Regions from separate parts of the Mus musculus genome. Here region 1 is linked to region 2. Evidence: chromatin loops called from intact Hi-C (ENCODE). Cell type or tissue: gastrocnemius. All regions are shown on one strand. Links, peaks and the distances in the headings refer to the core of each region. The heading gives the core; the rest is flanking DNA. Region 1 has its middle 82 kb from the start of Gm26263. Region 2 overlaps Sgpp2 (sphingosine-1-phosphate phosphatase 2).

What was found. Peaks named below come from ENCODE experiments on the same cell type or tissue, not always from the same donor. Only the 100,000 strongest peaks of a DNase experiment are listed, where the experiment ranks them.
Region 1: it touches region 2 in a loop (5-fold over the local background); 33 of 42 quality-filtered maps call a loop at or near these places.

The regions. Positions count from the first base shown.
Region 1 is chr1:77,972,405-77,988,431 of GRCm38, forward strand. No RefSeq gene overlaps it. Among named protein-coding and RNA genes, the nearest start is that of Gm26263, 82 kb to the left of the region's middle. In gastrocnemius, for the core only: a CTCF peak has its summit at 6,481 (motif pointing right); DNase peaks (open chromatin) are centred at 6,476, 9,310 and 10,170.
Region 2 is chr1:78,411,584-78,427,610 of GRCm38, forward strand. It overlaps Sgpp2 (sphingosine-1-phosphate phosphatase 2), which reads left to right. Exons shown (of 5, transcript NM_001004173.2): 5 at 5,292-8,703. The coding sequence ends at 5,843. Farsb (phenylalanyl-tRNA synthetase, beta subunit) reads right to left here. Exons shown (of 17, transcript NM_011811.4): 17 at 13,162-13,762. The coding sequence ends at 13,611. It also overlaps the pseudogene Gm19072. Among named protein-coding and RNA genes, the nearest start is that of Gm51634, 63 kb to the left of the region's middle. In gastrocnemius, for the core only: a CTCF peak has its summit at 8,198 (motif pointing left); a DNase peak (open chromatin) is centred at 8,196; H3K27ac peaks cover 382 bases.

The sequences.
Region 1 (16,027 bases), core at 4,968-12,967, 440 kb before region 2:
CACTCAGCTCTATTAATGTGCAAACACCAGCTGTGTTGGGCCTAACACGCATTTGCACTTTAATTAAAGGGAATCCCTTTAATCAGAAGATCTGATTTGCCTGGCTACTCTTAGTGTGGTCCTTGGAGCATCGCCAGCAGCAACAGCGCCACCTGGAGGTTTGTAAGAAATGCACTTGCTCAGGCTCACTTTGACCTAAGGATGCTAAGTTCTGCAGTTTACCAGGATCCTGGAGTGACTCCCACGCACGGGTAAGTATGAGAAAGTACAATCCTCTATGGGTGTAAGGAAGCACATGTGTAATTGCTCAGTGGCTACAACTTGCCCAGCATGTGCAAGGCCCTAGGCTCAAATCCCAGCACGATTAACTGTAAAAGATTGCTGTGTCACACCTTCCTGCCCTTGTACAGTAGTTTCCATGCATTTCGCCCCTATGAACACTATAAAACCCATAGTGTGTGGCAATTATTATTATTATTTTAACCAGTCAACTATCTTTTGGTTCAAATACTAAGAATACATGCTCTTTTGTGACCTGTAATATAGTTACCATTTTTGACAGTTGCTAATCCTTTGTAGAGAATCAGGTTTTCATTTTGAGTCTTGTGCTAAAGGACTCCTCTTCACTGTCTGCAAGTGCATATATGGTGAGGATGGATTAAGTCAGCTACTTAATGTCTAAAATAAATGTATTTCCTGTTGTATTTGAACCAGGTTTTTTCCCCTGCTTTCACTGTTGAAATTTTTATATTATACATAATAACTAAGATATTTCGTATTTGTTTACTACTTATTTGAAACATTGTATTCTGCAGTAAAGTGGATATAGCACCAAAAAAGATTTACTAAGATGATCACTAGAATAAAAGACAGATTTAAATCAATAAAATGGACCGAGAAAAAATATTTTTAAAAGAAAGAAGAGGCAGAGGAGGAGGCAGAGGAGGAGGCAGAGGAGGAGGAGGAAGGAAGGAGGAGGAGGAAGAGGAAGAGGAGGAGGAAGAGGAGGAGGAGGAAGAGGAGGAGGAGGAGGAGGAGGAGGAGGAGGAGGAGGAGGAGAAGGAGAAGGAGAAGGAGAAGGAGAAGGAGAAGGAGAAGGAGAAGGAGAAGGAGAAGGAGAAGGAGAAGGAGAAGGAGAAGGAGAAGAAGAAGAAGAAGAAGAAGAAGAAGAAGAAGAAGAAGAAGAAGAAAGTAAGTAGTGATGTGGTAGTAGTGGTAAGTAGAGGCACCAAAGACAATTTTGCCTTGTAGGCATGTTTCCTTAAAGTCTAAGGGCCTACAAACCCCTACCTTCACCCAAGTCACCTCGGGTATAATAGTTTGCTGGGGCCTATGGAGTACATCTGACTGTGTAAAAATATAGACCATGTATATAATATGTGTGTAGGAAGTAGTGAAACTCGAATCCTGTGGCTGTCTGATCCTCTGCAGAAAATCCAGCAAGAAGGTAAGATCAATCCCTCTCCGAGTCATGACGTACTCAAAGCCTGGCCAGTGGGCACCCAGGTAGAGGGGGCCTTGGCTTTGAGTGCTGCTGAGTGTATGGAAAACGCTCTTGTTTCTCATCAGCCTGGAAATCTACACACGAAGCCGGACTATGCATTCGCCAGAGAATGGAAATCAATGAATGTTCATTGTATGAGCACCCACATAAGCTGCTTCATTTTGCTTAATTCGCCTAAATTACCTAAGCAGTGTGTTCTTTAAATTGTTTAATCAAAAGCAAGCTTTGCAATTTTTTTTTTACAAAACATCTCCCTCTTTTTGACTTATCTGCTTGCAAGCCCACCATAAGCCTCTGAGAGCTTAAATTACATGTTTCTCCTGAGATGGAGTCTAAACCTCAAGGGCCAACTGTGTTTTTAGCCGATGGGTAGCAGGGAAGGGCTATAGAAAGCCAGGGGCTCCATTGGAGACCCCTTCCTGCTGGGCTGATTTAGCTGAAAGTATCTCAATTAGAGACCTGGAGATCAGCTGTTGAGTCTGACAGAGAGGTGAGCCTGTTCTAATTAAGCCCAGAGCAGCTCAAAAGAAGGGGATGATCCCAGAAGAGGGAGTGTCAGGGTGCCACTAAGAAAGAGGCTAAAAGCTCTGGTTGCATCCATCAGGGGAGTGAGAGGTTCTGGTGATGTCCACAGCTTGGTTTCCAGGCTCCCACCTCAAGGAGCAGTCATACTAAACAGAGATAGAAACACAGCAAGAAGCCACTAGCTCCAAATCGCTTGGGCAGAGAAAGTTCTTATTTCTCTCTGAAGAATTCAAAGAAAGCTGGGGAAATTTGCCAGCTACTCCACAATTAAGAAAAATTGATGAGGATTCAGTGTGTGTGTGTGTGTGTGTGTGTGTGTGTGTGTGTGTGTGTGTTTTCAAAGAATGAAAATACTTTGGATGCACTTGCTATACGTGATGTGGCAATAATTGGTGCTTCATCATCAATGCCGTCTTTAGGCAAAGCACCATGTTGTAAGTTTAGAAGTGGTATTTATTTGTCTAGCTCTGTGAATGAATACCTTGGTAAAGACGACATGAGACCAGGGAGTCACATTTGACTCCTACTTTCCCCCAAAGAATGCTGGAGGATAAACTCCCATCCTTTAATAGCAATCTGGTCGCACCTGTAACACCACATTCTCTTTCAAGGTCTTAAGTACAACCCAGAGAATCACACTTAGCCAGATAATTGTCAAGTTTATGGAAGAATCTAGTCCTTGGAAATGCTTTTTATTCTAAAGATACTGTACTTCATGACTGGTGTATGCATGACTTTTTGGTCCTACTGAAGCCAGCAAAATATTGAAATGTGCATATATGCATTTGGAGATGCCCTTATGAAGACCTATGAGCCCCTAATTAAGAAAAGGTGCCTTTAGTGTAATTGCTACATATTCCACTGAGTTGAACATTTCTGCTATTTTGTAAAGCTTTCACCAATGTATTCTGCAATTTGAACGCTTAATAAAAACATTAATAGTCTCTGGTCTTAGGAGGTGAACCAGTTGGTAAAGTGATTGCTATACAGGCATAGCGACCCGAGTCAGGTAACCAAAACACACATTAAAAACCGTGGTATGGAGGACTAGGGGGTTCCTGGGGCTCACTGGCCAGCCAACCTAGCCTAAGCAGCAAGCCCCAGATCTCAGTGAGAGACCTGTTCTCAAAAACCAAGAGGAATAACTGCTGGGGCCTCCACACTCACACATTACAGGGACACATGCACCCACCCCCAACACGCCATCACATACACACACATAAAAAATATATAGCAATCTTTCAATCTAAATGTTCAACATTTTTAAAGGGTCTGGTTCAATGCAAAGTCCTCATCAACACAAATTCACATTAGAGCCCATTTCGTAACTCCTGTTACAATAGAAACTGCACGCATGAATTGTATTAAATGATCTCCCACTAACCCTCCTCACGATCTTCCTCGACAGAAAACATCCCATATTACAGATGAGCTGTTTCCTTCATGGAATCGACTGCCTCCGTGGTTAACTCCATATATAAGTGATTAAGAAGCTCAGCTTCACATCCACGAGAGACTCCCCACGCGCATGCGCCCACTGAGGACCCTCAGCTTCACATCCACGAGAGACTCCCCATGCGCTCACTGAGGACCCTCAGCTTCACATCCACGAGAGACTCCCCACGCGCATGCGCCCACTGAGGACCCTCAGCTTCACAGCCACTAGAGACTCCCCATGCGCATGCGCCCACTGAGGACCCTCAGCTTCACATCCCCTAGAGACTCCCCATGCGCATGCGCCCATTGAGGACCCTCAGCTTCACATCCCCTAGAGACTCCTCACGCGCCCACTGAGGACCGCCCTCTATGGCAGAAGCTTCCAAGCATGAACTTGCTTCATTGTCACAAAAGCTTCTGAGACATTTGTAACCTTTACCACAGCATGAGTGAGAACGCTGTGCTCAGCCACACGGCTCACAAATGGTGGTGGCTTGTCCTATACCGGGTCACAGTGTGCTTCCCTAAAATCTAGTTACACCCAAGACAAGCAAAACCCAGAAGGCCATGCTCACTTCTACAACAGAGCAGGCATAGTCTGATTACTGCTATGTCTCTACTCTACAACCTGTGTCTTGGGGCTGCAGAAATGGTTCGATAATCAAAAACACATGTCGCTCCTGCAGAGGACCCAAGTTTGGGTCCCTAGACCCACACTGTATGGATTACAATCACTTGTACTTTCAGTTACAGAAGGGCCTGACACCTCTGACCTCCACAGACACCTACACTTACCTGTGCCTTCCCACACACAGACACACTCACATACACACAAAAACTCCATGTATTGGGTTCAGCTGTGCTTGCCTGTAAATCCCAGCCCTTGGGAGCCTGACTTGGAGTCTGCTGAGAGTTTAAGGACAAGTTCTAGGTTAGTCAATGAGTCTCAGTCTCAAAACAAAATAGAATGAAATAAAATACAATAAAACAAAACCCCCCTCATCGTGCCTTCTGCTGTGACACACTAAATTGTTATTTCTCTTTTGACGTGGATTCTTCTAACAGCAATACACCCATTTTTTTTCTCCACACAACTGCAATATATTGGGGGGGGGGGCTGCCATGGTTTTTGTTTTGCTTTGCTTTCTTTTATATGTATAAGAATATGTTCATTCTTTCTTTTCTCTTCTTTTCTTTCTTTCTTTTTTTCTTTTTTTCTTTTTTAATTAGGTACTTTCTTCATTCACATCTCCAGTGCTATCCCAAAAGTCCCTCACACCCTCACACACACACACACACTCTCCCACCCACCCACTCCCACTTCCCGGCCCTGGCGTTCCCCTGCACTGAGGCAGATAAAGTTTGCACAACCAATGGGCCTCTTTGGGCCTCTTTTTCCACGGATGGCCAACAAGGCCAGATACATATGCAGCTAAAGACACAAGCTGGGGGGGGGGGGCACACTGGTTAGTTCATATTGTTGTTCCACCCATAGGGTTGCAGATCCCCTCAGCTCCTTAGGTACTCTCTCTAGCTCCTCCATTGGGGGCCCTGTGATCCATCCAATAGTTGACTGTGAGCATCCACTTCTGTGTTTGACAGGCCCCAGCATAGTCTCACAAGAGACAGCTATATCAGGGTCCTTTCAGCAAAATCCCGCTAGTGTATGCAATGGTGTCAGCATTTAGAGGCTGATTATGGGATGGATTCCACCTCACACCAGTCAGAATGGCTAAGCTCAAAAATTCAGGTGACAACAGATGCTGGTGAGGATGTGGAGAAAGAGGGACACTCCTCCATTGTTGGTGAGATTGCAAGCTTGTACAACCACTCTGGAAATCAGTCTGGCAGTTCCTCAGAAAATTGGACATAGTACTACCGGAGGATCCCGCAATACCTCTCCTGGGCATATATCCAGAAGATGTTCCAACCGGTAAGAAGGACACATGCGCCACTATGTTCATAGCAGCCTTATTTATAATAGCCAGAAGCTGGAAAGAACCCAGATGCCCCTCAACAGAGGAATGGATACAGAAAAATGTGGTACATTTACACAATGGAGTACTACTCAGCTATTAAAAAGAATGCATTCACGAAATTCCTAGGCAAATGGTTGGACCTGGAGGGCATCATCCTGAGTGAGGTAACCCAATCACAAAAGAACTCACATGATATGTACTCACTGATAAGTGGATATTAGCCCAGAAACTTAGAATACCCAAGATATAGGAAACAATTTGCGAAGCACATGAGACTCAGGAGGAATGAAGACCAGGGTGTGGACGCTTTGCCCCTTCTTAGAATTGGGAGTGGAACGCCCATGGAGGGAGTTGCAGAGACGAAGTTTGGAGCTGAGACGAATATGCTCATCATCATGTTTGGAACTTTCACTCCACGATGGAAGGGTCTCTCTGCCCTTTGGTTTATACATAAAGTATATTTAAAATAATTCTTTGAAAACCCATGTATACATGCTACACAAAGGTCAAATGGATTCATATTTGTGAGTTTCTTTTTTCATATTTATTTGAGCATGCATCACGTGTGTGCAGGTACCCGAGAAAGCCAAATGAAGGTGTTGGAGCCTCTGCAACTGGAGTTTACAGGCAATTGTGAGGCTCCTATTGGGACTTTTGGAACTGAGATGTGATCTTCTACAAGGACCATCTCTCCAAGGGCTTACTTTCCCTTTTAAGTGTTCTCTGAGAATGCTGTGTGCTTTTGGAGAGGCCACGACTGAATAGTTACCAGAAAACTTCAATTTGTCGCCTATTCACTTCATCCAAATGACCTTGAATCAGATACTTCTCTGAGATCCTAGAAAGGGTGAGCCACTTCACTATTAGGATTATGATAAGTGCTTACTGGGAAAGCATCCTAGACAACCCAGTATGTAAAAGTACTTACCATGCAAACCCGAATCCCGTGCAGAAAAGCTACAGGGCTATTTCCAGAAGTGTGTGGGCTTACTAGCCTGGAATCGGTTCGCGCTCTGGCTTTGTCCTTCACAACCACTAGATGGCGCCAACTGTTTGAGACTTTTCTTGGTGCCTGACACTGTCTGGTTTCCAAACCCCCAAAAATGAATTTGGAATTGAGAAAGATTATCTGGCAACTTTATCCACAAACACTGAGTTGACATCTCTTTCTGAAATGAATTAAAGCTTTTTTTTTTTTCATTCTGGTTCCCATCTTTTAAAAGCCATTACATCGTGTTGTTCTTCCATTGATTCTCCGGGGCTTTCTCGAGTCTGTTAGACCTTCAACAATTCAAGATGTTTTCCAGCAGTCAGAACTACCTTCTCTAAAACATCCTGTGCTTTTCCAGCAAAGCGTGGGCCATGCTAGCGTCCATGCCTCTCTGGGAACTTGAGAGAAGCAATTTTCGATTAGTTAAAAAAAAAAAAAAAGGTTGTTAAATGCTGTCTTGTCGGAGGGCTGCATGTATGTTCAGTATGGCTTCAGAGAAGCCACATTTATGGGCTGAGGCATCAGTCTTGGGTCATAAACAGGACAAGGGCTACACTCAGTAAAAGATTAAATTAAACACACTCCTTGGTGATGTGGACTTTGCCAATGTACTTTTAAAGGAGTAATAAAATGTAACTGTGTTTTAAAACTGTCTCCTGAAATAAGCCTGTTCATTGCAGTGCCAGCTGAAGTAACATAGAAGCGAGAAGCACAATACAGACACATTCCCAGTGCACAAGTCCCACTGATGAGTCTCTTCCAAACTGATTTTTCCTTAATTTTGCTCATTGCACATAAGATAACATAAAATGATACGACTTGGGGAGATGGCTCAGCAGTTAAGAGCACTGGCTGCTCTTGAAAAGACCCATGTTTGTTTTCCAGCACCTACGCATGGTAGCTCACAACTATCATTAACTCCAACTCCTGGAGTTCTGACACCCTATTCTGATCTCTACAGGCAAAGTCATGCATGTGGATGTGGGTTACATACACACAGAGACAAACATTTATACACATAAAATTTTAAAAGCATCTTTTAAATGACATAAAGTGAGCCAGTGAGCCGAAGCTATCGCATTTAGCATTTTGATCAAAAGAAAAGAGCAGCATTGAAAAACCAGTGGTGTGCTCGTTCTTTCAACATTTTAGAAACCACCATCAGGGCCCAGCATGGTGGTTCCCATGTCTAATCCAAGCACTCGGAGAGTGACAGAGAAGGTTCTCGGGTTCAATGCCAATCTGATCTACATAGTGCGATACTATCTCAAAATATCAAAAAGTTTCAGGAGGAGGATAAAGTGGGCTAAGGAGGGAAAGAACGGGAGGGAGAGAGAAAAGAAGAGGGGAGGAGGAGGAGGGGAGGAAGGAAAGAGAATCAAAGAGATGATCACTGGGGTTAAGGCTCATGATTTAGGTTACTCTAAGCAATTATACCTCTATGTCTGCCCAAAGCCAAACCTGTGTTGGTCTTACCTTAACCTAAACTTTTACCCCCAGAATAAACTAATGTTCTCAATATCAATCATATATCATCTAAAGTTGAAAATGTCAAAAAGCCGGGAGCTCTTGGGGGGGGTGGGGGTGGGGGCCTGGTTGCTGTTCTTCCTATGGGGTTGCAAACTCCTTCAACCAAAGAGTACACATGGAGGGATCCATGGCTCCAGCTGCTATGTAGCAAAGGATGCCTTATCTAGTAATCCCTTGGTCCTATAGAGGCTTAGACCCCAGCACAGGGGAATGCTAAGGAGGTGAGGCTGGAGTGGGTAGTTGGTTGGGGAGCACCCTCATAGAAGCAGGGGGAAGGGGAAGGCGATAGGAGGGGTTTCAAGGGAAACCTGGGAGGAGGATAACATTTGAAATGTAAATACATAACATAGCCAATAAAAAATGTCAAAAAGCACAGACTGTTAATGACATGGACATTTTCTTTTTTGACAAGAGAAAAAAGATGGGCGAGTCAGCACTCAGGAGCCTAGTCTCTGATCTGGGGCAGGGACACGTGGCCTTGTTTGGAGAAGGGCAGACAGAGGCAAAGAGTGAACTGGCACTGGGAAATCTTTGCTGTAATTAGGGCCTTGAGCATACCAGGCAAACTCTTTACAGCTGAGTTACACCCTCAATCCTATTTTCAAGTTTTATTTTGAGGTAAGGTCTCAGTAAGTTACCCAGGCTACCAGACTGTCAAGGATGGCTTTGTGGCTGGGATCCTCCTGCCTCAGCCTTCCAACTAGCTGGAAGATCACCAGCTAACAAGTTTGGCTTAAATCTTAGCATTCTTAAGTGAGTGAGATTAGGCCAGACCAAAACACAACTACCTTCTTGTCTTGTTCCCGTGTACATCTGCTTCTTGATGGAGGACTGGGTCTTTTTGGAGATACTCCCAGCAAGAGTGCCAAGGCCCAGAGTAACACTTCATGCACTTGCCATTGGCTTTAAGAGGTACCACTTTATGCCAATGAGGAAATTTGTCTTTCTCTCTCTCTCTCTCTCTCTCTCTCTCTCTCTCTCTCTCTCTCTGTCTGTCTCCATCTCTCTGACTCTCCTTTCCCTCTCTCCATCTGACTCTCTCCTCTCTCTCTGTCTCTGTCTCTGCTTATATGTCGTAAAAAGGTTTAATATTCCAGAACTTCTCTTTATTTGGGAGACACCCCCCCCCCCCTTTGCTGGTAGACTGGCCTTTTCTAAACATATTTTGGATAACCCTCAAATCTCTTCTTCTTCTGGCCTCTTCCTCGTGAACTGCTTGCCTAATTAGACTAGCAGTCCTTGGTTCCCTGAGATTCCTAACAGAGTGCTTCAGGATAATGACCTCACCACGGTCTGCTTCAGCCAGATGATTGGATCTGCCATTTACCTGAGCGGGTGCCAGGAGGCAAGCGTGTACTACACTTCAGGAAAAAAACAGACTGATTTGTTCAGGTGTGAGTAGTGGTTTCTCAACTGCCTGGACCTTCCAGTTCAACAAGATGTTCCAGGAAAACAGAATTTTGGAACCAGAGGAGAGACTGCTTAATGACTCTCAGGTGGTCAAACAGGCCAGACAAGAATGTGGTCTTAGCCTCTCAGCAACCAAAGGTGTCAGGAATAGGAACCCACCCCCCACCCCCACCCCCACCCCATTGCAGGATAAGATGGGAAAAGGAGAGGAACAGGGTGGGGTCTGTGTCACAGCAGAAGTTACTGGAAAGTTCCAGAACTCAGTCCTGAGCAAAAAAGACAGCACAACAAGCCAGCACCCCATCTGTCTCAGATTCCTGAAGATCTTATCAGGGTCTGCCCCTGATATTTTTCTCTTTACATTCCTGCCTCTCCCCTGCCACCTTCTATTACTTTATCTCTCACTTGAAAAGGTTTCATTGTTTAATAATCTGCTGCGTTTCTACTAACGAATCCCGTCCAATTTTTTTTTTTTTTTTAATTTGCCAAGTCGAGTTTGCCCTTACAACGACTTTCTCCCGCATTTTGCCCTAAATAGACATGACCAACTCAGGCTGCACAGGAGAGCGTACCTCCAGGGACCCCACAACCTAGCTCTGGTGAGCTGTTTAGCTGTGTTCCAAAAACTGCATTTGATTCCAAAACTTTCAAAACTACATTTTATCCAAAAAAATCCCTCTCCTTCCAGCTGTGGTTTTAAATTTGTCCCTACTCTGAAAAGGGGACAAAGGATCATTAAGGGCCAAAGAAAAAGATTTCCAGGACAAGACACCCTGGTTCCAAGGGTCCCTGGAGGAACGCCAGCTTACAAAGTTACTGACTTTGTAAGCTTGATGGCCATGCGATGGACAAAAAGAGACAGAGACTGAATCTGAATCTCCATACTGAGATGTACAGAGATCGTGAAAAGTCCTGCTATGAGTGGGAAAGAAGAGAAACCTATCAGCAGGGCAGAGTGAGGAATTCTAGTCTCTGCCCATGTTTTTTTTTTTTTTTTTCCCAAGAGCTTTATTATAAATAAGGTTCCAAAGATACCGGAGCTAGCTGAAATATATCGCCCTCAACAAGCAGTCTGTCTGAGGTGGGGAGTGCGTGCACAAACTAGTTTGACTCTTTTGACATGTATGAAAATCACTTTAGTTCTAAGAACAGATTAAATTCACGACTGCTTTCTCCTCTCCTAGATATTGCCAAACAACTGGCTTAAATGATTTTTTTCCACCGCTCTCTGAGCACAGGATAAATAATCATACAAATATTAAGAACAGCAGAAAGAAAGGCAATAATGCCTGGGGAATTCGAATAAGGTTGATCCAATGCCTGCAGCAGTGGCTTTGAGACTTAGAGGAGAGGTCTTAGAAAACGGAGCAGCACCATTCACTGCATCAGTCCTGGGTCTCAGCCAGGACACCAAGCCTTGTATTCGCTTTACAACCTATTAATAGTATTTCTTATTTACCTTACAAGGACATCTTAAAGAATAAAGTGGTGGTCTGAACGCACAGGCAAGAGAAGTTCTGTAAGCACAAGAGTGAATAGTGGCTAGCTTCATATCGAGATTCCATTAATCTAGCTTAGATTTAGATATCATCCTTTAGTCAAGCGTAGGTTCCCTAAAAGGAGAATGCATTTAGTCTGCTAAGGAGAGGAAACAGGGGGGTAGGGCTAAGGAGGACATTTGTACTCAATTCTAAAAGCAAGACTAACATTGGACTAATTCAAACAATGAGAAAAGTTGGTCCTAAGTAGAGTATAGTAGGATTGATATAGACACTGAGACTTTTAACTCACTACTTACCACCTGAGAGGCTGTTTAAAAATAGATTTTTAAGACTCTTATTGAAAGTCCTTGCAGTGAAAAACAAAAACAAAACAAACAAAAACAAACAAACAAAAAAAAAACTTTGAATGAAAAGATGTTTAACAAAACATTCTCAGAGCAGAAGGGGGATAGTGGAGACAGATCTGTTCTCTCCTAAGCTGAGCAATTGCATCACAGATTCGCACCTTATTATGTGCCTCAAATCATGGTGCTTCTTTCCCAAAAAAATCAGTAGAGGACACTTCTGCAGCGATCTCAAAAGCTATTTACATACTAGAAAATACAGAGCCGCACCTCACCCCTCCGGCACGAGGTTAAGGTGGATGAAGAAAAACAGTAAATGCAAAAATAGCTATTATCATGAGATGGAAGAGGTTTTTCTCTCGATTAATATCATTTCTTTATTTTTCATTTTTCACCTTTTAAAGAAATGTAAGGGGTAGGGCTGTAGCTCATATGCTAGCCCAGTGTTGAGTAAAGTTTTGGACTTTACCCTAGTACTACTGTCAAGCAAAACCAGACAGAAACAAAATGAAAAGGTGTAATTGCTACATCAAAGCAGAAAAAAGAAGAAAGAAAGAAAGAAAGAAAGAAAGAAAGAAAGAAAGAAAGAAAGAAAGAAAGAAAGAAAGGAAGGAAGGAAGGAAGGAAGGAAGGAAGGAAGAAAGAAAGAAAGAAAGAAAGAAAGAAAGAGGGAGGGAGGGAGGGAGGGAGGGAGGGAGGGAGGGAGGGAGGAAGGAAGGAGGAAGGAAGGAAGGAAGGAAGGAAGGAAGGAAGGAAGGAAGGAAGGAAGGAAGGAAGGAAAGAAAGAAAGAAAGAAAGAAAGAAAGAAAGAAAGAAAGAAAGAAAGAAAGAAAGAAAGAAAAAGAAACAATATTTTGGACAAGGGAACTAGAAGTCATTGCCCTATCCTAAAAGTAGCAGCATCCTGCCCTGGTTTCAGTTACTGTAGTTGAAAACCACCTCCAGGTTGTAAGAATGAGACAGATTGGGCCTCTGAAGAAAGATTTGAGAGGTTAAATATGTTTCGTCTGGGACAAAGATTCTGATCTGATCTCGTTTCAGTATTCGGATGCTGGCAGCAGATATACCAGGCCCAATGAAGAGACCTGTCTTGTCCACTCAGAAGCGATAAGAAACTGCAAAAAGAGGGGGCTGCATTTAGAAAGAATTCCTCTCAAGGATAATTAGATGTTTATTCCAGTTTTAGTCTGAGTGACAGGATTACGGTCCCCTCCCCATCTGTAATCCACGGAGAATAATGTCTGCTGTATACATTTTAATGGCTACAACATCTGTAAAATACGTTGAGCCTTTGAGCCCTTCAGATGAAAGATGCTATGTGAGAGTAAAGAATTACTGTTATTATTTTTGTCTCTTGTCTTCCCGATTGCTAGGAGTCCTCCCGGTGACATTTATGAGACCCCTCCAGCCAGCCAGCAGCTCCACAGCACTGTGCTCCATGATAGTTTAAATCCTTTAGGTGGTTCTGATTGGATGCAGAACAAGAGATGCTTGGATGTTAATTGTTTGTCCCGAAGGAAGTGGAAGTAGTCACAGCATCTGTCCAGGGCTCAGGGATCAAGGCTTTTCCTAAAGTCGACTTCAAGGGGTTGACCTCATAGCCGTGGCGCGTTTGATGGCTCTTGTTTTTCCATTCCTTTTGAACATCCTCGGATGTCCGGATCTTAAGCATTCGTTCTCCTCCTGTCGTTTGTGATTTATGAGTTTGTATTTGAATTCAACAAACACCAGGGAGGTACCATTTATTCTGTGGGTACCTGATCGAGGGTATTTGAGGGCTCTTAACGCACATTATCCTCGTAATTTTTGTTTTCTTGTACTTCTCGATAACATTTCCCCCTTATTTAACAATGACATAATTACTTTAACAACTATTTTATTTGAGGTACATGTGTGTGTTTAAGTGTATAGGTTTGTATATGCCATGGCACATGCATAGAGGTCAAAGGCAGCTCATGGGAGCTGGTTCTTTCCCATCACCATATGGGACTCCCTCCCTTCCACTGTGTGGTCCAGGTTAGAGGACTGTAGCCATGAGGCTTGGCAGCTCACACCTTTCCTTACTGAGCTGGCTCTCAGGCCCCACATGCTTTGGGGTTTTATTTCTTAACTTTGCAGATGTAAAGTTTTAAAGTTGGGCCAAACCATACAAATTTATGAATCTCGGTATTCTAAGCAATCAGATGGCCGACTTTATTCTTCCTCAGGGCTTATCTCTTTTACTGGATGTAAGCAGACTAACCTTAAACTCAATGTGATTATATATACACATATACATATGTGTGTGTGTGTGTGTGTGTGTGTGTGTATTGTAGATTATTAGCCTTTCTGTACAAATGCTCAGAATAGCTGGGTGGTCTGCCCTCTGGAGGGAGCATGGGCCTTCACACTTTACCTCCCCTCACTTCTATGCCATGTGCACCTGAGATGAATGCCATCCTGCGAGGGTTACTTGGGGGAACATTTATCTCTTGCTACTTACCCAGTCCTGACCATAACAGAGATGGAGAGAGCAGGTTATCTGACTGATGCTACAGTTAAGGGATACCCAGAAGGATTAAAGTTGCCCTGGATCTGGTTCAGATATATACAAGATGAAGAAACAGAATCCCAGTCTAATAGCAGCATCCTACCCCAGTCTCCCTGTGGCACATCTCTCTCTCTTTTATTTATCGATCTTCATAGTGGTATAGCTTTATGCTGAACATATTCTCCTATTAACCTGACCCCCCACCTCATCCTCCCATCCGTTCCCTTTGACCATCTAGAGAATTCCACTTCAACTTTCACTTCCTTATGCACAGACATTATTATAGCATTGTGTGTGACCAAATAGAATCTAGGAGCCACAGACAATTTAAAAAAGAACATGATATTTGTTTTGCTTTGTTTTTGAACAATGTCTTGTGTCTTGACCTCAGCGAGTATCTGGATGATGCTACTGGATTCCACACTGATGGTCCAGATAGAAGGGAATTCGGGGGGTAGTCTAAGATCAAAAAACTGGCGTTCCTTCCACCAGTGGCTATAAATCAACAATAGCTCCTCAGCCAGGGTAGACTTCATGAGTCTCTCCCCAACTCATGCTGGGATTATAGCTTGTGTTAATCTTAACATGCACCCAAGGTTTTTTCCTCTCTCTCTCTCTCTCCCTCTCTCTCTCTCTCTCTCTCTCCCTCTCTCTCTCTCTCTCTCTCTCTCTCGCTCTCTCTCTCTCCCCTTCCTCTCTCCTTCCTCTCTCTCTCCCCCTCCCTCTGTGTGTGTGTGTGTATAGGAGAGAGAGAGAGCGAGAGAGAGAGAGAGAGAAAGAAAAACAGATAGACAGACAGAGACAAAGATACAGAGATAGAGAGACAGAGATAGAGGCAGGACAGAGAGACAGAGACATCATGTCAAAGCACAGCGCTGTCACATCTGGCAAATACTTATTCTTTGTAGATATCCAATGCCTCTGGCTCTTAAAATTCGTTCACCTGCTCTTCTATAATTATCTCTGAACTTTGAGGGGACAATATAGACACCCAATTCAGAGCTTTGAAATCTCGTATTTTCTGCATGTTGACCAGCTTTGGATCTCGTCTTAACTGCCATTGACTGTAAGAAGCTGCTCTGACGAGGGTTGAGGGATGAGGAACAAGATGGCAGAAACGTACACAGTGAGGCAAGCGAAGAGCCCCTAGGGGCATCAATAATGGAAGGACCAACAAGCAGACTTGGTAAGAGTGAGAGCAGCATCCTGTGGAAGCAGTCCTGCCTGTAGCATGTGGTGCCCTGAGAGCAGCAGGAACACTCTGTGCTGGTCCCATCCTGGCATCTCTGACCCTTCCCACAGCCAAGTCATTGCCTCATTCTGCTTGCTTGCTGTCTAAATATGTGTTCTGCTGTTCAGATGTGATACCACAGACCTGCTAAAGCATAAACAATAGACAATTATTTGGCTCGGGCTCCTGGTGGCTGGGAAGGTCAAGAGCAATGTGGAAGCATTTGATGAGGGAGGGGCTCTATACTGTGCTACCATGTGACAGGTGAGCAAACAGAAGACAGAGGTCAGGAGAGGGGAGAACTTACAGCGAAAACACTGGCACAATGGCTGACAGGTGACTATAGTATTCTAATAGTGAGAGGAGAGTTCTCTCCACAGATTCTGAAAGGGAACATTTAAACCACTGCAGTCCCAATGGTTGCTTTTGAGCCATTTTGTTTCCTACTCATAATGCAGTAGAAAGTTACAGTCTGGTAAGATTTATCTTCCTGCCTTTGTCTCTACTACACCTTTGTCCTGGAAGTCTCAGCAAATCTCTTTTAGAGGACTTTAGAAGCCAAATCTAGCTCTTGTTTCTTTGTCTCCACCCCAGCCTCAGAAAGGATGACCTCAGAATCCCGGCTGACAGTTATATACAGTTATATACAGTTATAAACAGTTATATACAGTTATATACAGTTATATACAGTTATATACAGTTATATACAGTTATATACAGTTATATACAGTTATATACAGTTATATACAGTTATATACAGTAATAATATACCCCTTGGTTCCAACAATCCTTCTCACTCATCTTCCCACTCCAGGGACCATAGTCAAGATATTCACACTGCCGAGAACATCCTCCCCCATCTTCATCCCTGTGTGTTTTTAATTCCTCTAGGACCGCCATCAGCATGCCCAGGCATCTTGAGCTGTCCAGTTTGCTTCATGCTCTCATGGTGTCTTACTTTCTTACAGAGCCCATCCCCCATCAACCTTCTTCCTGTGCTATTGGTTGTCTCTCCGTTCTTCAAATGCAACTCTTTTTTTTTTT
Region 2 (16,027 bases), core at 4,649-12,648:
ACCTGGTGTGCTGAGAAGCAGAATGGCCACTTGTGGCTTTCCTAAGCAACAGTGGAAATGTTCATCTCTGGAAATGTTTTTGAAGGTTTGGGGGTTTTGGGGGGGGGGGGTTGTTTTATTTGTTTTGTTTTGAGACTAGTGGTAGAACCAGCCTCAGCTACAGAATAAGACCTTGTCTCAAGGAAAGTTATTTAAAAATAAAGCTTAGAGCATTTGCAGTTCTTCTATGTAGAAGTATTTACAAAATAATTTTGTTATAAGAGATTTACAGTCCCCAACTTGGAAATCTCACTAGATATGGCTCAAGTGTCTTTCTTATGAAAATACCTAAATACCTTTATTATAGTATCACTTTCCATGGATGAAAATCCAAATGTATGACTAGAAGGGAGGGGGAAAACTCCATATTCGGCCATGATGGCTAAAATTAGTTTTGCCTCAAATGCTGGGGCTGTGGACTAAAATAATTTAGTTTGGATTGAAGATGAACACAATTAAGTTTATAAAGACTATTCCAACCAGATGTCAGGGACTTTGGCAACCATAATTACAAAAGAAGACAGGAGGAACCAGGGTAAATTCTTATTTATACTTTGAAACAATGGGTAGCCAACACCCCAGCCTCCTGACTCTGCCAGCTAGTGTCTGGTCTACTCTAGTCCTGACGCTTTGAGAAAGACTGCAAATAAATCGGCAACCTTAGCTCAACCTTGACTTTCTGGCCGGAAACTTTTAATGAGCCCAGAGGAAAGTATTCATCACAGCAAAGACAAAATAAGGCAAGTGTATGAAGTGTGCTCTTAGCCTTTCGTTCAGGGCCAAGGGAGATCACTGCCAACTGTGGGGATACATGACAGTGCGTGAGAGAGGCATAGCCCTAGAGCCGAGCCTTAGAGAGGAGCTGTAAGAACTTGCCAGGTAGAGATGGCTGGAGCACACTTAGCTTCTGAAAGGAATACAAAACTGTCCTCGGTGTGTTTAACAAACAGCAAGTGGGCTCAGCCTTGACCAGAGAAGCTTCTGTTTGCAGTGGACAGCGGTTACGTGGGCAGAGACCAAGAACTGGTCAGAATATGGAACTAAGTGTCTCTTGAGAGCACAGTCCTAAACAGGACATCTGCACCACGCCCTCTAAGGCTCAGGGAACGCTGTGGAAGAGAGAGCAGAAAGAAAGACCAAGGCCAGAGCACGGGGAAGTGCGCTGTGAAAAGATGTTTTCAGGACCTGGCCTTGCACTCAGGAACTTACAGCAGCAGAAGCAATCCCAAGACCTGCTCAGGACAGCGCCCAGAAGTAGCCTATCAGGGAAAGGGGCGGGGCTCATGAGGCCCCGCCTCTCCCCAGGGAACCCTTAATGGTTATTAGGGAAGTCTTTTTCTTTCTAAGTAGAAGTTGCCCATGCTCCAACTCACTGTGTAGATCAGGCTAGCCTCAAACTCAGAGAGATCTGCCTGCATGCCTCCCAAGTACTGGGATCAAAGGGGTGGGCCACCACGCCTGGCTCAAAAAACAAAACAAAACAAAAAAGTTTAAAATTTCAGAAAGCAAGCAGACCCATTTGCGTGCCGTGGGAAAGCAGTGCGGAATTCCTGGAACCTGTTGAGGATTTGGACCGTGCTCAGGCTCTAGGCTGCTGTCCCTGGGTTTATTTACTTTTGTTCTAACTTTACATTCACTGAATCCAGATTATGCTGGGGACTATGCAGAGTGTAGATTCCTGGCTGCACTCTGGATCAGATGGGGGAAGAGTGTGGCACAACCTAGGACCTTCTGGGAAGAGAGTTTCGACTGATTAATCTGTCAGTCTCCATGAGACCTGCAGCCATCAAGGCAGCCGCAAGAGCAACCATGGCTGGAGGGCCAAGGAAGAGTGAGCCATCTGGCCTTGGGAGACTTTCTTCCAGAAGGGACCTGAGCTGCTTTATCTCTGTGGATGAGGCAAATGCCCCTTTTATCCCTGTTGACTTCCTTCGGGGTCAAGACTGGCGGAGGTGACGAGCTGTCTCCAACTCTTAACAGTAGTGTTCCTTTAAACACATAGACAAAATACTCTGGTCCTCAGCGGACCCTCTGCACGGAGGTCCCTGCTCACCCCGCCGTGCATGGGCAGACTCAGGTGCTTAATTCAATTTCACATAAATCCAAAGGAAATAAAAAGCACATCCAGGTGATAGAGAATTCCAGTGTGGAGTCCCCTTCCCTACTGTGTACCCAAGTGCACTGCTCTGCAAATATGTACCTGCCTGTGTTCCAAGCTTTTTGTCAGTCAAAATAGAACCATGTCTTACATATACTACCCAGCAGCTTGCCTCGTTACTTATTGGAGGATTTAACGGTTTGCTATGCTGTGTCATTTTAAAAACATCATCCTTTTAAGCCGTGTAGAAATAAGCATGTAAAAACTCTGCTCAACAAAGTGTTTCTAAAGCCATGCAAGGAAATAAATATATTATCTGAAATTGGGTTGTCTATTCAGTTCCTTAAAATGTTATAGCAGCCAGGAGATCTTTAAATCCAGGTGGGCAGAGCCTCCAAAAGCTGTCTGCCTCACAGATCCCAGCTCCTGTTAGCTTCTGTCACCTGCTCTTGGCAGGTAAGACGGGCACATGAATGGCATCCTCGAGATGGAGGTCCCCTGTGTACCTTTTTACAAGGTAGATATTCTCACTCACATAGTTCCTTCCCGTTGCTGAGCTTTCTGGGTACAGAGCTCTATCCACGATGGATCCAACGGAAACATACATGTTGACCCCCATTTCAATCGCAGAGAAACTTGAGCAGGACAAACTCCACCTACTGGGGTGATCCCGCATCCTGAGTTAGCCGCTGAGCCGTGCGAGTGCGTTCTTGGTCAACGAGGACTGTTGAACAACCTTGAGAACCGTCTGTGCTCCTGACCACTCACTCCACACAAACCCAAGTGCTTGGTGAGTGGAGACTTTGTGTCTACTCCACTAGTCATGGAGAAAGCATCTCTGCTTCTTCTCAGGTACCAACAGGACAGCGTTGGCAGCTGCAGTCCTCACTGAAGGCACTGGCTTTTCCCACATAAGCAGTCAAATCAGGCTCCATCTGGATATGTTCCCAGAGGGGTTGAATGTAGTCAGTAGAAAGCTCTGCTCGTCATTACCCCAATGGCCCAGGCCCACCTGACCTTTTTAAAACTGCTTGGAGAATCCTCCTGTCACAGCAGTGTCCTGTGGTGTAAACAGTTAAATGCAATGCTCCTCCTAGAGCGGGACTTGCCATGACCAGCAACCCCACCATGAAGAACATGACAACCTTGATTCAGCTGTTGGCAGTTACAGCTCCTGAGCCAGGTCCCCGGGTGAGGCTGCTAGTTCAAAAGAGAAATCTGTACTTTAAAAGCTACTGACAAGTTTCTGCCCCACGAAGCATGCAACATTTTACACACAGATGAGTGGAAGATGGCTTCATTAACAGCTTTAACTTGCCCTTGGGTTTCTTGAATCAGAGTCTCACAATAGAGCCCAAACTGGCCTTGAACTCACCATCCCCCTGCCTCCACTTCCCAAATGCTGAGACTCCCTACATGCGTCACCATGCATTCACCACCATGCCCAGCTAACAGGATGTTGTCTGAGGACTGGGTGGGGCACAGATTCTAGGAGATCCTCAGCACAGTCTAAGAAGGTAGGAGTTCAAAGTTAGGAGCCTCTCTAGGTCTCTGGGGGTCCCTTAAAATGCAGCAGCTAACACTTGGCAGTGTTAGATGGGACCAAAAGAGCCTGAAAGCATTTCCATTTTCATTTGTTTAAAGTATTTTCTTAGTTAAAAAATTGACAGTTATTGGCATAAGACTTTATGAATTTGGGACTGGTAAGATGGCTTAACGGGTAAAAGATGCCTGGTTAGCACCAAACCTGATGATCTGAGCTATTCCTAGCAACCACATGGTGGAAAGGACCCAACTCCCTTTGACGTCTACAGGCCCGCTGTCACATGCACACATGTGCACACACCATATAATGTAATCGTTCAAAGTTTTATGAAGTCTAGCACAACACATAAATTTTTTTTTTAATTTAAAATTCTTTTTTTTTTTTTTAAAGATTTATTTATTATTATATGTAAGTACACTGTAGCTGTCTTCAGACACACCAGAAGAGGGAGTCAGATCTTGTTACGGATGGTTGTGAGCCACCATGTGGTTGCTGGGATTTGAACTCTGGACCTTCAGAAGAGCAGTCAGGTGCTCTTACCCACTGAGCCATCTCACCAGCCCCCCACATAAATTTTTATAATCACCGTCTCAGTATGGAATAATCTCATTATCCCTAGACTGCATCATGACATCCTTTTTGGTCACACAGGATAAACCAAGTCCCCTAGGCAATGGCTGATAACTGTTCTCTGTCCCTGATGTTTTTGTCTTTTAGAGAAGGCCATATAAGTGGAACCAGGCAGTATGTAACCCTTGGAGCTTGGAGGCGTGTTCCAGTCAGAAGCATTTCCTGGAGGGTTTATCCATGTTGTACTATGCGTCCGTAGTTCATTGCTTTTTTTTTTTTTTTTTTTTAATTGCTGAAAAGTATTCCAGGACCTGACTGTGCCACAGAATTTTTTACCTTTTCATCCTGTCAGGAATCTGGGGTTGTCTCCAGTGTGGGGTGATTATTAATACAACTCCTATAAACATTCAAATACCAGGAGTCACAGAAACACCAGTTGTCATTTCTCCCCAATATGATTTGATTCTTCCATCTTCTTCTGAGTAAATAATAGAGTATCTGAAGTGCTGGAAAGCACAGTGCATTGTGATAGTGTTTCTGCTGTAAACTGCCCAGTTTCTTTACTTTCAGGAATGCACATCTCTCCTGTGGTATTTACTCTAGCCAAGTGGGTTGAAGGACCTAATGGGTCACCCATCTGGTAATGTTTACTATTCAGGGTGATTTTTTTTTGTTTTGTTTTGTTTTTTAACTCAGTAAAGAGTTTAGAGCCTTCACACTATCTGCCAAAAAAGGGTGGTGCCACCTGTAAAGACTATGACAATTCTTTGTGACATAAGGGGAATATAATAAGATTACATGGCAACGAAACTATCAACCACTCACTCAGAAAGAAATTCAGAAATTTCTTCTTGAAATACAGAAGTGCTCTTGTAAGAGAGTATGTGACACCATAGCATGGTGACTATGTATAGTATTTCCTATCTTCACTTTAAATTCTTAGATCTATACTTCCTTTGCATACATACTATAAAGTAAAACCATGTAGAGATTGCATTTCCCGTGCTAAGCAGGCATTTTTCTTTTCTCTCCTGGCAGGATATCCTGGGTGGCGTTCTGATCACTGCAGTCCTCATTGCTCTGACCTACCCTGCCTGGACCCTCATCGATTCCCTGGACTCTGCCAGCCCCCTCTTCCCTGTGTGTGTCATAGTTGTACCGTTCCTCTTGTGCTACAATTACCCTGTGTCTGACTACTACAGCCCGACCAGGGCAGACACCACCACCATCGTGGCTGCTGGGGCTGGAGTGACCCTGGGATTCTGGATCAACCATTTCTTCCAGCTCGTGTCCAAGCCCACCCCATCTCTTCCTGTCATTCAGAACATCCCACCCCTTACCACTGACATGCTGGTTTTAGGTCTGACCAAATTTATGGTGGGAATCATGTTGATCCTCTTGGTTCGCCAACTGGTGCAAAAGCTCTCCCTGCAAGTATTATTCTCATGGTTCAAGGTGGTTACTAGGAACAAGGAGGCCAGGCGAAGACTAGAGATTGAAGTCCCTTACAAGTTTGTTACCTACACATCTGTTGGCATCTGTGCCACAACCTTTGTGCCAATGTTGCACAGGTTTTTGGGATTGCTCTGAGCCCAAGACAGTTAGGAACTAGTCCGCTAATGCGAGATGCAAAATGGAGAACGCTGTCGATTCAGGTAATCTCAATGCCTCCTGTTTAAGGAAACCCTAAGTCATAGTTTTGTTTTGCTGATGTAACATAGATACGGCTGCTGTGGGATTCACCTGTAAGGACACCAGGCTCAAACCACAGCTGAGCTCTGCAAGATCACCCCTCCCCTTTCTGTTACATGGACTTGGGACACGGTCTTGGGTGGACAGGAATTGTGGCCCAGTTTGCAATGGTTACAAGCCCCACCAAGCTCCAGAGACCCAGTAGACTTGAGGTACTATGAAGGCAGGATAGTCTTTTCAGTTACAACCTTGCCTGATGCCGAGTCTCAATCCCCAAACTGGAGTTTGGTCTGGGAGTAAGGGTGGCACCATGGAAAATCTCAACTCATTGGACAGAATGGCTTCTTGTGCTGTCATCAGACTGGACTGTCCCTGAGTGGGTGGTGAGACCATTCTAAAATAAAGTTTCCTGTGAGGACACTGAAGATAGTAGCAGAGCCATGAGGCCACCGGAAGAGCTTGCTTTATTTACCAACTCATCTCCTCCAGGAACTATTAGTGAAGCAAGATGCTGATCTGCCTTGCAGACAGTCCACAGCATCCAGTGATTCGGTTTCCACACTAGTGTAAGCAACGCACGACGGGCTGCCAGCTCCTCACAGGTGGAAATGAGGACACGCTGCGACTCCTGCCCTCACCTGCCTCGCCTTCAACACCTTCAGTTGCTTGAGCTTCCACATAAGCCTGGAAGACACTGAATCAGCACAAGAATGGATGAGCTTCGTCCTCTGGAAGCCCTCACACACTGCCTCATCCCTGTGACTTTACCTTTCGTCATTGCTTGGCTACTTTGTATAAATGTCTTCAGTTATTCACCCTCTAGACAAAATCAGGGACTCCCTCTCAGTCTTCCCACTCCTTCTTACCTCTTTCTTGGCAAGATTTTTCAGTTAAGAACTTTAAGATGTTTAGACCTGAAGAATTTTAGCACAAGAAAAGCTGCAGCCTATTTGGAGAGAATAAGCGGGTTAACTGTAGCTCCTGTTAGCCCTAGAATGGTCCTCCTTATCTCCTTAGAGCTAAGAAGGTGTGCAGGACACCCACAGCAGAGACCTCCTTCCCTGGGCTCAGCACTTCGGAATAAGCACCAGATGCAATGACATCCCGAAGGGTTCGAGTAAGTGGTAGTCATTGGTCATTTGAGGGATGGTGTCAGTAAGCCAGTGCTTCACTATATGCTCGTACTGGACAAATCACCCTCTGACCCCCAAAAGAGCTAAGGCTCCAACTTTTGCATTCAGTGTAAACACCAAAGCCAAAATTTTCTCTGATTTTGAGTATGTCCCATGGTCTATGGTTGGAATGATGTTCTTTGGTACTGAATGTAGTGTTTTAATTCCTGAAGAATAATTCTTGGACTGGGCATGGTTTTAATCCTAGAATCAGAGGCAGGTAGATCTCTGAGTTTAAGGCCAGCCTGGTCTACAGAGTGAGTTTCAGGACAGCCAGGGCTACACAGAGAAACCCTGTCTTGAAAAACAAACAAAAAGAATAATTCTTAACAAAATGCCCATTTTTAACTTGACAATTCTTCTCTTCTTCGTCATAGTTAAGAACAGGAATGCAAAGGCCTAGCACTTGCCAGGTTTTGCTGACAGTATTTCAGCTCCGTGGCTGGGGAGCCTGGAGCCCTGGTTTACAGGTGTGCTTGCCTAGGCCAGCCTCCAGTTGTGCATGGCTGTTTCTGTTGTTTCTCCCCCAACCCCCAAGCTACCAAACTAGAGCTTGTAATGCTGGCTTATATTCACACAGGTGATTTTAGTTGGTTTGTCTGAAGCCTAATGACAAAAGGCTCAGCTTCTTCTACGTGTATCTGCAACAGAAGGGCTGTATGTATTGTCACAGCGGTGGATGTGGTGATTAGGAAGTTTAAGGCCCAACAACATGGAAGTTGACAACTGAGTGAATGCATTCGAGGCTGTGTTTACATAATTTAGATGGAGGATGAATATATTAGCCACACAACATTAAACAGTGTCCTAAGAATTTGTCATGACTGGTCACTCTTGGATGGACTTGATACAAGAAAAGGGAGGGAGAAAGTATTCACTGTAGATGCCAAGTTTAGTTTTGGATTCCTACAGTACTGATTTTAAATGCTATGGCTTGATCACATTTTGCCTTTGGTGAGCCTTCTCAATTCACCAAACTCACTTCTTACAGAGCAGCACCGGCATCCTAGTAAAGTCTCTCTTGGGTCTCTTTTCAAAACACTTTGTCAGTTTCTCTCTGGAGAGAGAGTGCCCCCTGCTGGCTTAGCTTGTCTTAGTCCAGAGGCCCTCTTGCACTGGGCTGGCCTGGTCACCAGAATGTGTCCCTGTTAAGTCTAGGCCTGTCCTATGCGGACACCAAAGCTTTTAGCTTCCTCTGGGAATCAGGAAGAATAACACATCCTTTTCTCATCTTGCTACTACTCTGGGCCAAGTCATCAATGTAGAACCGGCCTTCCAAGCCGCTGTCCATTTTGCTCAGACCTGTACCTTATGCTGGAAAAAGACATAGGCAAGACCCTTAACCTAATACCTTTCATGATAGCCACTAAAACCACTTGACACTGTGCCTGGTAACTTGGGTTTTCTTGCCGAAATACACAACTCATCTTCCCAGGATAATCACAGCATGTGGTATTTCAGACCACGTGTTTCAGGTTTCTATTTTGGAAGCTTTCAACTGTCTTGCTTATGCAGTGTATGTAAATTTATTCTTTTTTAAAATAAAATCTTTTTGTTTGAGTATGATTATTAAATGCTTTAAAATCTAATGTTTTGTTTCTGTGGATTTTTTTCTTCCTTTTTTTTCTTTTTCGAGACAAGGTCTCAGTCTGGGACCCAGGTTAGCCTTAGAGAACTAGAATGTTTTCGTAGATAAATGGCTGAGGTGTTTAAACACTCCTCGCACCCCCTCCACCCCAGTCAAGCTTGCCCAACTGTATGTGATGCTTTGTCTGGCTTTAAGCACCTTGATTCGCAATTCAAAGAAGATTGTTCTTAGATTCCCCAGTTATGTACAGGGTTAAGTGAGGCCACATTTATACTAAGAACTGTGTATACTGTCACTCGTGCGCTGGGCACCTAAGGGATGTCAAAGCTCTAGCCTTTTCTGTGGAGTTCTCCCAGGTCAGTGAAGACACAGGTTCATAAAATTTTAAGTCAGAGCTGAACCGCCAAGGCTGTGTGGAAAAGACCAGGCCATGGGAGGCAGCAGGACAAGTATCAATTTGGACATGAGAACAAGAGCAAGTGCAGTCTTTATAGAGGGCATTGCAGAAGCCAGGCTTGGAGGGGAGACCAGGTTGCCCAGGCAGTGGGGTGAGAAGGTACAAGAAGATACTCGGAATCTAGGGACCAGCTGGACAGAGGCACTGCCCGGGCTCTTACAGGGAAAAGCCAGAACAAACCTGCATGGTCACCATGTGAGAACTGGGTGATAGGTATGGTGTTCTCACAGGCTCCTGCCATCCTGATTCAAGTGTTTCAGTGTGCCCTGGATACCTTCACCCTTGCACCTCTGAACTGCCCGCTGCCGGGTTCCCTAGTTAGAAAACATGAACCTGTGCACACCACGATCCTTAGGCTTCTCCGATCCAGTCCTCAGACAACGCTTGTAAACTCTTTCACTGTGGACAGGGTTTCTTGTCTCCCCATGAACGGATCTATTTCTCCAGCACAAGGTTACACGGACCCAAGCCAAGCACGCTTCACTTTAGACAGGGTTCTCCTACAAACCACGTGTGTTTATTTTGCTTGTATGAGTGTGTATGATGGTGTGGGCACCTGACACACACATCTTCTATTGCTCTCCACGGTAAGTTTGAGAAAGTCTTCCTCTTAACCTGAAGCTCACTATTTTGACTGGACTGCCAGACCAGCAAGCCCCTTCCTTGGATCTTCCTGTCTCTGCCTCCTAGTACTGGGCTCACACACATGACATCATGTGCCACCTTTACCCGGGTTCTGGGAAGTCAAGTTCAGGTCCTCTAGCTTTCACAGTCACCCCTTAACCCAGTCAGCCATCTGCTCAGTGCTCTGCTCGTCTTGTAAACTTTCAGTATGCTTTGCTGTTCCAAAGTCATATGGCAATTCTTCCTTCCTCACAAACATAAGACTTTAATAAATTAGTTTGGTCTTACTATACATCCGTTGTTTCCATGAAGTGGTGCACACCTGTAGTACAGACTCACATACTTACATGCATACTAAGACGGGAGATGAATGTGGGCCATGCATAGAATGTTAAATTTTTAAAAACCATAGCCACATGAGACAAGGGAGCTATATGAAGCCAAAGACATTCCTCTTCCTTCTCCACGCCTGTCTATGTGGCATGCAAAAACAAACAAGAAATGCAACAGTGGCGCGCTAGGAGTTCCGGCTGCTGCCACTTTTTCCACACTCAACACATCTGCTAGCCTTCCTTTCTCCTCTTACTGTGTGACATCACGATTGCCTGGGGTGGGGCAAAGCCAGATTCTTCCCAGTGAAGGTATTCAAAGAAAGCCAAACCTTTTGGTAACAAGTCCAACTGGTCCTCTCTTCACTGAGGGTGGGGGTGGCAACCTGATGCTGCCTTAATACATGTACCTAAGAGGAGTTCATAATGTGCCCAGAGAGGATAGGGGACTCTGGTCTGCTGCTGTGTCACCTGGAAACCATATGGGTGGCCCTGAGGGAACAAATTATGCAGAGCCCACTAAACAAAGACCATCTTAACTCATCTCACTTCGACACTGATAAAGAGCTGTAGAAGGTTCTAGAAGATGAATGACATCCATTACACCCTATACAAACCCTAGCCCTGGGCTTCCTAGTGACCCATATACTCCAGAGTCTGTCGTCGTCGCGCCCCCCCCCCCCAGCAATCTTCCTACAGCAGTTTATTTGTGGGGTGCCTGTCTGCTTATCCTGCTTCAGGTGACTCCAAGTGCTCCTTCTATAAATGAGCATCCCAAAACTCACAGTTGAGATCTCTGATGGACCCACCCACCTCTGTCTAGGTGTGTACTCCCTATCTGCCCAGAACCCAGTGAGCAGTTTACCCAGACTTGCCTCTAACAGAACCATCTTGCCTTGGCTCTTAGGAAGGGCTTGTTTGAAGGGCCAGCATAGTGTCCTCCTTCTTGACAGAAAGTGGCAGCTTCTGGAATGTAAGTTCCTTTGCCACCAAGTGTGGTATCAAAAAGGCACATTGTATCCTTCCTGTCACTCTTCTGAAAGGGCTCATTTGCATGAAGGCCTCTGATTCCTCTCTGGGGCCCTGCCTTCTCACATTCGCTAACTGAGCTGTTTCAAAGGTTTTCTAACACACAACCACGCCTCAGTCCTAGCCTGGCTTCCTTAAACAGAAAAACACTTGACTAAGAGCACTGAAGCAGTCATAAGAGAGACCAAAAAAAAAAAAAACCCAGCACAGGACTTTGCTTGGCCAGACACAATTCCTCTCAGCCCATTGCTGGAGATGCTAATTCAACCGAGTCAGGCTGCCCACATCGCTGTTCTTTCTGCCTGCTGGAAATTCAAAGCCACACAGAGGATCTGAACTCACAGTCTGTCATGGACACTCGGCCTGTTTGTTACTGTTTTTAGCCAAGAAGGCCATGCTTCCCACAGCAACATCTGGCAGGTACCTTCTGAAGCTGCCTCAGTTCCTAGAGGTGTACTGACACCCTGGATTTTGTTACACACGCTAATCTCCATTTTCTTTTATGGCTGCCAAGATAGCACAGGCACAGTGTCTCAGAAAGAACGCTAGTTTGTTTCTCACTATTCTGGAGAATAAAGATCCAAAACCGAGGTACTGGCAAGTACTTAATCATAAGGGCTCTTCTGGCTTGCAGGAGGCCACCATCTGACCCTATATCCACAGGACCTCTTTGTCATCAACGCACTGGGATGGGAAAGCAAGCTTTCTGGTGTCTCCCTGGAAAGCCACTAATCCCAGCAGGAAGGCTTCAATCTTATAACCTCATCCAGCCCTGACTCTCTCCCAAAGACCTCACTTGTAAAAACCATCACACTGAGTATACTGGAGAAGGAAGGGCATTTGGTCCACAGTAACATATATCAAGTTACTCAAAAGCCCTCGTAACCTAACTGGACAGAACTTTGGTGTTATCAGTTGGGTCAAATCCTTTAAATGAGGTTCTATTTAGCTTAATGCAGTTAATATGTCGTTTCAGGTCATTACTCTCCTTCTGGTAAAGTGGAAGAAAGAGCCAGAGTCAATCACACCAATGCAGCATCAATACCAAAAACACAGGTCAACACAGGACAGCTCTCAGCAATATTTCCCTCCTGAGCCACTGAACCTCTCTTGTTTAGTGCAGGAGCCACTGTGTGACTGGCTAGTTTCTACTCAACTTGCTCCTGTTTAAAGATTTAAGTATCAATCATGTGTGTTCCTGGCACCCGAGCAGGTCAGAAGGTACTGGATCCCCTGGAACCAGGGTTACAGTTGTAAGCCATCAAGTAGGTGGGAATCAAACCCAGGGCCTCAGCAAATGCAGTTAGTGCTCTTAGCCAGTCACCTCACCAGCCCCCACAATCTCTTCTTCGTCTACATCAATAGGACCATGTGTATGTATGGCTTCCTCCTCTTAGCATGCTTGGGCTCATTTATGTTATCAGGAGTCCATTCCTTATAAGGAATGCATGCCCTTCATAGAAAGGCTATGTGGTCTGTGACCTACTATATATAACATTGAACATCTGCATAAAAACTGCTGTGTGATCATGCAGTTCCAACAGCTAGATGGTGTTTCAGGTTTCAAGAAACCACCAAACTCCTTTCCTGGCTATATCATTTTATATCCTCTCAACAGCAGAATGCAACAGTTCCACCTGGACCACCAATATCCGGTCCATCATTTAAACATGAGCCCTTTTTACATTTTAAAAATATATATTGGTGTTTTGTCTACATGTATATCTATATACCACTTACGTGCCTGGTGCCCTTGAGGACCAGAAAAGAGTGTCAGACCTAAACTTACAGATGGCTGTAAGTTGCCATGTGGGTGACAGGAATTCAGGAATTAAATCCAGGTGCACCTTTTCAGCCCCAAGAGTGGCCATTTTAAGGAGTGTGTAACAGTTTGTCTATGTGCTCTCTATCTGTATCCTGAGGAGGACGAATAACCTTGTCTTATAAAGTTGTAATAAACTGTATATATACACACATACAAAAACACTCACACATATTCACAGACTGACACACCACTCAGATACACATATATTCACATATAAATCAACTTAAAAAAGATGACTTGAAAGGTTGTCACTGCTTGGTCATACTGATTCTGAAAACATTTTCCTAAAATGTTTTATTGATTAATACTTATCAGGTTTAGAAAAGGCTTAAGGCTGTACAACATGTGTTCTAGTTGATGAGTTGTTTCCTTCTATTCAGGAGGAGTCAGAAGTAACCAATACTCTGAAGGCCAAGCAAAACTTCCGCTCCCAGAACTCACCCTGCCTGTCTAGGGCACCTCTCCCCAATGTGGTACATGCAGATACACACCAGCTGTTCCACACGCTGGCCTAATGCAGCTACGCAAGGAGTCAGATAGCACATTTCACTTTATTAAACATTAACGCACAAATGGATATGTGCTGTAAAAGAGGGCTGAAGGACACCACAGGAGCAGAAAGGGACACTCAGAGACCAACCTCACAAAAAGGGCTCAATATTGATTTCCAGAGAGGAACAGGGCATGGTCAGCTCAAATTTGGTGATAACATCAGGATGAAGGACGCCTAGCTTCCCAATGCTTTGACCTCCAACAAAGATCTCAGCACACCGTCCAGGGAAAAAGGCAGAACCTGAAACAGAGAGTGGGAGAAAAATCAATGATCCTTCTGAAAAAAAAAGTCAATAGCCATTTAACACTAAAAGCCTACAAGTCTCCTTTAAAAATAACCGTTCTTCTTTAAGCCACTGTCTGCATGGCCGCGCACCCTTGCACTTGCTAGTATGAAGGCGCACTAACAGCTACACCAGGAAACAATCGTGAGAATAAGAGCCCTGTTCTTGAGGCTGCAGGAGTGTCATCATTTCTTAGGGGCACAAGGAGAAGAAGTAAAACTGAGGAGCCTCCAGGGACAGAACAGACAGAAGCAGGTTTCCCACATCAGTACTTGCTGGCTACGAAGGCAACTGTGGCTCCATTCACTCCTTAGCATGTCATACTTCACTTTATTACACAAGAAGCCCACACTGAAATACCACAGCCACAGGGACCTGCACGTGTGCTCATAGGCCACGTCTCCACGATGCAGCCTGTGTCCCTGTTTGAAAAGAGATCTGCCTCTAAGCATATCGGGCACGCCATCTGTAAAGCTCCGGTGACGGCCACAGCAGAGCCACACTGGTCTTAGCTGATTCCGACTTCACTTCAAGGCAGGCAGAGAGCTCTCTTTATTTGCTGCCAGAGCTCTGCTCCAGCTTCCCACCCAGTAACCATTCTGGAGGCTTTACCAGCTGAAAATGAACCACCAAGCTGGGCCACCCACTTCCTAGCCACTAAATTACCAGTGCCACTGGTAATTACCAGGCTTATCAACATGCTGGACTCTGCAGTAGTTTAAAAAACAATGCTGATTCATTTCTATCAACACCCACTTGAAAAGGGATCAAACCCACAGCTCCTGAAGGATTCAAGCAAAATGTTTACTGGCCTGAACTATAAATACACAGCAGAACTGGGCCACAAGCCTGCAGTCTGCCACTCAGAGTGAGTGCATTATTTATGGGGGAGCAAACTGCTGAGTCTCTAATAGCTCCAAGGTCAGCATAATTAAGAATATAGAGTGGGAGGGGTGGACAGGGGCTCTACTACTATTGGGCTAATACCATGGAGACAAGAGTTACAAAGACTGCCCAGTCAAGGTGTAGAGATACTTGCTTCTATTCTCAGGAAAGAACAGAAAAAGATTTTTGTCATTCTCAGCCCAAAGCAACATGGCTAAACTATTTTTTTCACATCTCATCAAGCTAAGTGATTCTGCTTCACAGTCCAAGCAAGCCATCCCACAAACTCCATTTAAGTGCTACCGCTGGCTCTGTGCCCTAATCCACACTCAGGAAAGGGTTGAGGAAAAGAATGCTATAAAACAATTCAGAAACCAAGCTGGATAGATATAAAGAATATGGCTAGGATAGTAATTATGGTTAAATCTGATAAAGATGACACACTCTTATCCTGTGAAATGAAAATACAACTTAAAAGACAACACTACCCATACAGACAAGACTGTCAACTACATCCCCAACAACAACAAGAAAAACAGGGAGGGAGGGAGGGAGGGAGGGAGGGAGGGAGGGAGGGAGGGAGGGAGGGAGGGAGGCTTCAAGGCAGAATGAAGAGAACTTTTCAGATGACAAGCCAAGGCAGCTTTCCCCAAGTGCACTCAGCACCCCACACCCGTCCTCCCTGTAGACAGAGCTGTAAGGCTGCACACATAAGCAGCAGCAGTGGACGATGAGGGTGCTCCTGATGAGGACAAGGACACTCCTGAGAGGACTCTGGCTTGCTCTAAAGGCCACCGGGAGAGGATATACCCAAGACCTTCCTGACAGCCTTGCTATATGAAGCTTTCCTTTTATCTATTTTCAATTCCAATTTGATTGGATTCATTGTTACTGAAGCATAAAACCAAACTATTTTAGAATCTAAGCCAGATGTGCTGGTTCTGACAATGTTAGCAAAATAAAGCCTAAGACAAGGAATGAGAATTTTTACTTCATATAACAACATTTGATTCAGCATTTTTAGTAAAATTCAGTTATATTCTTCTTCAGTTGCCAGGTTTACTTTGCCGATAAACTTGGACCAGATTTTGCTTTAGTTCATTAATCAGGTAGATAGATAGTAACAAAAATATTTATATCAAGAAATGCAATTTTCTCTCTTTCCAGAGAAAAACAAAGAAAAATCCATATTCAAAACTATTTAACATATCCCAAGGTAAAAGAGTATTGAAAAAGGATTCAAATGTCAAAAGTTCACACTTTCACTGGGCCCAAAGTCACAACTGCTGCTCAAAGGCTCCTTAGCCACCAGGCTCCTCACTCTCCATGTAACGAAC